2 separate regions of the Homo sapiens genome follow, and region 1 is linked to region 2. Evidence: chromatin loops called from intact Hi-C (ENCODE). Cell type or tissue: PC-9. All regions are shown on one strand. Each heading gives the region's core, and the rest is flanking DNA. Links, peaks and the distances in the headings are about the cores only. Region 1 overlaps TNRC18 (trinucleotide repeat containing 18). Region 2 overlaps RNF216 (ring finger protein 216).

Evidence for each region. Hi-C counts contacts between places; a loop is a spot of excess contacts. Peaks named below come from ENCODE experiments on the same cell type or tissue, not always from the same donor. Only the 100,000 strongest peaks of a DNase experiment are listed, where the experiment ranks them.
Region 1: it touches region 2 in a loop (6-fold over the local background); 8 of 110 quality-filtered maps call a loop at or near these places.

What each region holds. Positions count from the first base shown.
Region 1 is chr7:5,364,548-5,367,459 of GRCh38, forward strand. The region is part of intron 11 of TNRC18 (trinucleotide repeat containing 18); the gene reads right to left. Among named protein-coding and RNA genes, the nearest start is that of TNRC18-AS1, 53 kb to the right of the region's middle. In PC-9, for the core only: a CTCF peak has its summit at 1,636 (motif pointing right); a DNase peak (open chromatin) is centred at 1,704.
Region 2 is chr7:5,676,881-5,679,792 of GRCh38, forward strand. All of the region lies in intron 13 of RNF216 (ring finger protein 216), which reads right to left. The region is part of intron 1 of RNF216-IT1 (RNF216 intronic transcript 1); the gene reads right to left. Among named protein-coding and RNA genes, the nearest start is that of RNF216-IT1, 2.1 kb to the right of the region's middle. In PC-9, for the core only: CTCF peaks have their summits at 1,313 (motif pointing left) and 1,515; a DNase peak (open chromatin) is centred at 1,291.

The DNA.
Region 1 (2,912 bases), core at 152-2,651, 310 kb before region 2:
AATCCCAGCACTTTGGGAGGCCGAGGCGGGTGGATGGCTTGAGGCCAGGAGTCTGAAACCAGCCTAGCCAACATGGTAAAACCCCCTCTCTACTAAAAATACAGAAATTAGCTGGGCATGGTGGTGACCACCTGTAATCCCAGCTACTTGGGAGGCTGAGGCACCAGAATCGCTTGAACCCAGGAGGCAGAGGTTGCGGGGAGGCATGATAGCCCCACTGTACCCCAGCCTGGGCAACAGAGGGAGGCTGTCTCAGGAAAAAAAAAAAAAAAAAAAAGATCTCAATCAGTACATACTGTATCACATTTTGCTTTTTTTCTGCTTAATGTCTTTTCTCATATTAGCACAAAGCAAACATCTACCTCCTCATTATGAGCTTGGACCTTATAAAAACTGCCATCTCTAAAGGTCAAAAACACTAGAATGCCAGCAATTTTAAATGGCCAAACGTGCAAAGGAGCCTACGCAGAATCATGTGGGGGGGCGGGGGCGGAAGGGCAGCCTAGAACACTCTTGAATTGATGAGTTTTGATTCATCTAAGTCATCTCCCATTGATGGCATTTAGATTGTTTCCTGTCTTTTCAAGATAGGGTCTCACTCTGTCCCCCACCCTGGCTGGAGTTCACCATCACACGTCACCACAGCCTCAAGCTGCCAGGCTCAAGCAATCACCCTGCCTCAGCCTCCTGAGTAGCTGGGACCACAGGCACATGCCGTCACACCCAGCTAGTTTTTGTATTTTTTTGTAGAGATGGGGTCTTGCTATGTTTCCCAGGCTGGTCTTGAACTCCTGGGCTCAAGTGATCCTCCCGCCTCAGCCTCCCAAAGTGCTGAGATTACAGGCGTGAGCCACCGTGTCCGGCCTCCTATCTTTTTGTAATAGGAGCACATGGGCACATAGCTGGGACACGTGTGACAGGAAGAGCCTCACCAGTGTGATGAATATGACCAGGTGTGTGCAGTTCTCTGATAAATACTCCCCCTACCCTCCAGGAAGGGTGCTCCAACCACAGAGATCTTGCTTTAGTCTCTACCAAATTTAAATGAGTTCTATTATAATTTTTCAATTGACATTTCATTTTTTTAATGCACATGGGGTCTCGCCATGTTGCCCGGGCGGGTCTTAAACTCCTGGGCACAAGCAGTCCTTCTGCCGCAGCCTCCCAAAGTACTGGGATTGCAGACGTGAGCCACCATGCCCGGCTGACATTTTCTTTGTGATCTAAAATACCAATTTTTGGCTGGGTGTGGTGGCTCACGTCTGTAATCCCAGCATTTTGGGAGGCCGAGGCGGGCGGATCACCTGAGGTCAGGAGTTCGAGACCAGCCTGACCAACATGGAGAAACCCTATCTCTACTAAAAATACAAAAAACTAGCCGGGCCTGGTGGCGCATGCCTATAATGCCAGCTACTCAGGAGGCTGAGGCAGGAGAGTCGCTTGAACCTGGGAGGCGGAGACTGCGGTGAGCCGAAAACCATATTCTCTATTGGCAGTGTGCAAAGTTCCAGAGACAGACATGACTAATGATGCTGCTGAGGGGGAGCTTCTCTTCCTTGGCACTATTCACATTTCACTATTCATTCGCATCTCTGCTGGGGGCTTGTCCTCTGCCTTCACTGTAGGGTGTCTTGCTGAGTCCCTGCCTTTACCCACTAGATGGCAGTAGTGCTCCCCCCAAGCTGTGACAACCAAAAATGTGGTTGCCAATGTCCCCTGGGGGGACAAAATCATCCCTAGTTGAGAATGCTTGTTTTGCTCTTCTTATATCTTTTTTTTTTTTTTTTTTTTTTTTTTGTGAGACAGAATCTCACTCTGTCGCCCAGGCTGGAGTGCAGTGACCAATCTTGGCTCATGCAACCTTCGCCTCCTGGATTCAAGCAATTCTGCCTCAGTCCCCTGAGTAGCTGGGACTACAGGTATGTGTCACCACACCCAGCTAATTTTTTTATTTTTAGTAGAGATGGGGTTTCCCCATGTTGGCCAGGCTGGTCTCAAATTCCTGACCTCAAGTGATCCGCCTGCCTTGGCCTCCCAAAGTGCTGGGATTCCAGGCGTGAGCCACCGCGGCTGGCCGCTCTTCTTATATCTTTAGGGAAACTGAGGCCACAAAGCCGCAAACCTGATCAGCTCCCAAAGGTTGATGTTAGATTGAAACCATCTCACCCACCCCATACCCCCGCCTCGAGGTCCTGCGAGACTTAAGAGTCTACAATGTCAGGTAAGGATGGAGGGCTGTTCTGTTCTCCAAGAGGGGACCAAGGTACAACTCTGTCACCTCCTTCACCCTCCCACAAACCTATTATCCCTAAGCTCTTAACTGATCAGGCAAGGGACGCCCAAGTGACCTCTAGGCCAGTGGTGATGGGTTCAGTCGTGTCCCCACTAATTTAATATGCGAGAATCCTAACCCCTAGTAACCTCATTAGGTGACCTCTGTGGGAGACAGGGCGTTTGCAGAGGTGGTCAAGTTCAAGTCATGACAGTGGGCCTTCATTCCGTAAGGCTGGTGTCCTAATAGGGTGGAGAATTCTGGGCTGGGTGCAGTGACTTACACTTGTAATCCCAGCACTTTGGGAGGCTGAGGCGGGCGGATCACTTGAGGCCAGGAGTTCAAGACCAGCATGGCCAACATGGGGAAACCCCGTCTCTACTAAAAATACAAAAATTAGCTGGATGTGGTAGCATGTGCCTGTAATCCCAGCTACTTGGGAAGCTGAGGCAGGAGAATCACCTGAACCCAGGAGGCAGAGCTTGCAGTGAGCGGAGATCACACCACTGCACTCCAGCCTGGGCAACAGAGGGAGATTCTGTCCCAGAAATAATTAAAAACAAAAACAAAACCAGTACCAGGTGGGAAGACCAAGGGAATGTTTTTTGTTTTTTGTTTTTTTTTTGAGATGGAGTTCCAC
Region 2 (2,912 bases), core at 240-2,739:
CATCCAGCTGGGGCACTTCAAAATGGGACCAGTGAACACTGGACATAACCTCATCCAAGGCCCATTATTTCCCATAGGGAAGGGTTATTGTTCCTTAAAAGCCAAACCAAACCAAAACCCACCAACCACATGAAACGAACCTCGTAAGAGAACTAACTAGTGGCCTGACCTAAGAGAAATACCACTACAGACCACATACATCTCCCTTGTTTTTAGGGCACTCTGACGTATGGTTTACATAGTGTGGAAAACAGAAGTGATTTCATTTTCTAATGGCATTAATTCTAATTTGTCCAGGTGTTAATTTTAGAGCAAACACATGTGATTTAGAGACTGCTCAGCACGTGCTTCTGCAACATCAGCCAAGGAGTCGCTATCTGCTGTTGTCTTTTGCTTCTGGATGTTACATGCTCTACTGTATGGGTGGTCTGGGCAATGCCATCTGCGTTCACTAAAGGTGGGCACTAGGTAAATTATCTCCATTGTAAGACTGGACTACTAATCACAGAACCATATTCTTTTGGTTTTCTTGCCATTTTCTCAGGCTTTCCTCTATAAAAGGAAAACAAAAAGGAAAACTAGAAGAAAAAATGAAATAAAAGATCCAAGCCATATCGAAAGGCCACTTATATGGCTTCTGGTAAATTATAATAATGGCAAACCCTTACAAAGGGACCATCCTAAGCACTTTGGGCTTAACCATTTGTCTGTCTTTTATATTTGTGTTAGCATCCTCAGATTGGAAAGAACTGACTAAGAACAGGTCTGGAATTACCATTCAATCGCTATGAGAGTAGGTGAATCCCCTTCCAGTCCTGGCCTGACCTCATTCTCCACTTCCTGTGCAGAGTCCTGGGAGTGTTGCTCAGGAAATCCTAGGAATCAGAGTCTGCCCAAGGGGAAGGGTTGTCTATGCAGAGACCATTAGAGTAACTAAATCAGAATCCAGTAGAATCAGGGGAAGGAGGATACTGGAATGTAAGGGAGCTAGAAAAACAGCTCTTTGCTCTCTTCCAGGTTCCTGGTTTACATACACAGCCCCAGCCCTGTTATTACACACCCACACTCTTAACTGGAGCAGTAAGACCACAGTGATCTTTCCAGGGGGTAACCAGATTTTGCGACTGTTCTTGGTATTCTACCTTCTCCTACACACCTGTCTTCGTCTTGGTGGTACTGAGGTTTCCTCCCAGTTCAGAGATGTGCACTCCAATGCCTGACGCCCCACTGTGGAGCCAAAGGGCCCCGGCTACATAAATTTGCCAATACTCAGGCATGTGCCCAAATCTAGGTTTACTTCTGAGGCTCTGGGGCCCTCTGCTGACCGCCTGCTGTAACTTTTAGCTCCTCACCAGACCAATAAGAAAACCAGTCTGAAAAATCTTCCCATTTTACTGCCATCTACAAGACTTTCAATTATGTTCTCTGAGCTTCTGCAATGTCAATATATTACCTGCGTTTCATAAACAGGATCAGAAGAATGTTAAGGCTGACAGGCCCTGGGCAGGGAACTAACCATCGCCAAGGACTGACCTACGTTACCACCTCCCCAAGCGCAGAGAAAAATGAGATTCAGAGATTCATGCCACCTGGCGTCCCCACATGACCTGGTGGTCAGGAAAATGGCTCTGGGCCCGCCTGAGTAGTCCACCATGGCTACTTACTAAAGTGACCTCAGGTGAGTGACCTCACCTCTCCCAGCTTCAGCTTCCCTATCTATAAAAGGAGTGCTTATAAGGAGGCCGGCACTCGTAGTGACAAATATCAACTGCTGCTCTGCCATGGCTCCAGTCACAACTGTGCCTCCTGGGCCTGCTACCCTCCAAGCACGCTTCCAGGAAACCCTGCACTGTGAGAGCTACAGCAGTGGGACAAGCTGCAGAGGCTGCTCCTCACACAGAAGGTGACGGAGCAGATTTCTCGACTCCACTTCATCAGGGAAGACATGAGAGCTGGACTGGATAAATTAAGAGGCAAAGGTCTGCAGACAAGCTGAGGAGGCCGAGCTCCTAGAGAGGAAGTGGGGAGCATGGCTGGTTTATCAGTTGCTCTCCAATAACCCTGATCACACAGGGACTAGAAATGGCCTCAATAGAGCAAAGAGGAAATTTATGGGAGCCACAAGTGTAGAATATTTTAAAAGTTATTGAGTAAAGTTGTAAAATTTAAGAGTACAGAGATTAGATACAGTGGAATGAATAACAGCAGCAGCTACCATTTATTGAGTGCTTATGGATGAAACATCTTAGTTATCAAGTCATTTAATCCTCCTAACAGACTTTTCAGGAGGATCCTGTCACCCTCGGGTAGGGGTGGTGGTGGTGCGGTGGCGGGGGGGCGGTGCACACAGCTAACAAGTGGTGGGACAGGCATCTGAACATGGCCATGCTGCTCCAGCCAGCCCCTGCTAAAGGCACTGGACTAAGGGCCTGTTTGTCACCATCTAGTGACATATTTTGGGCAAATCCTTCAGCCCTAGAATGGTGCAGAACAGGGCAAGCTGTGGTCCGGCCAGCCTCACAAGGGGCTGGGTTGTGAGGATGCAGGCGCTGAGCGCACTGGTGCACACACACCGTAACAAGTGTAACGAGGCTGTTGGTGAGTCTGGGGGAATGCGGTGAAGCCTCTCAGCAGTAGGAGTGCTGACCAGAGTCCCTTGAGGGTCCTCCCTGCCTCACATTTCTGGAAGCCTAAGTGATCACCAGATGTGCAATTATTTGATAAGGCTTAGCTCCAGGCGCTATGACAACAGACACAAAATCAAAACCACTGAAATCGAGAGAATAGCCCTGTCATGGAATCTCCCATGGAATGTGCTACTGCAAGGAACAATTAAACAAAAAAAGAAAGGCAGGCACCACTGAGAGAAGAGCGTATCTGTGTGAGTGCCTGCATTTCTAACAACTGGCCCT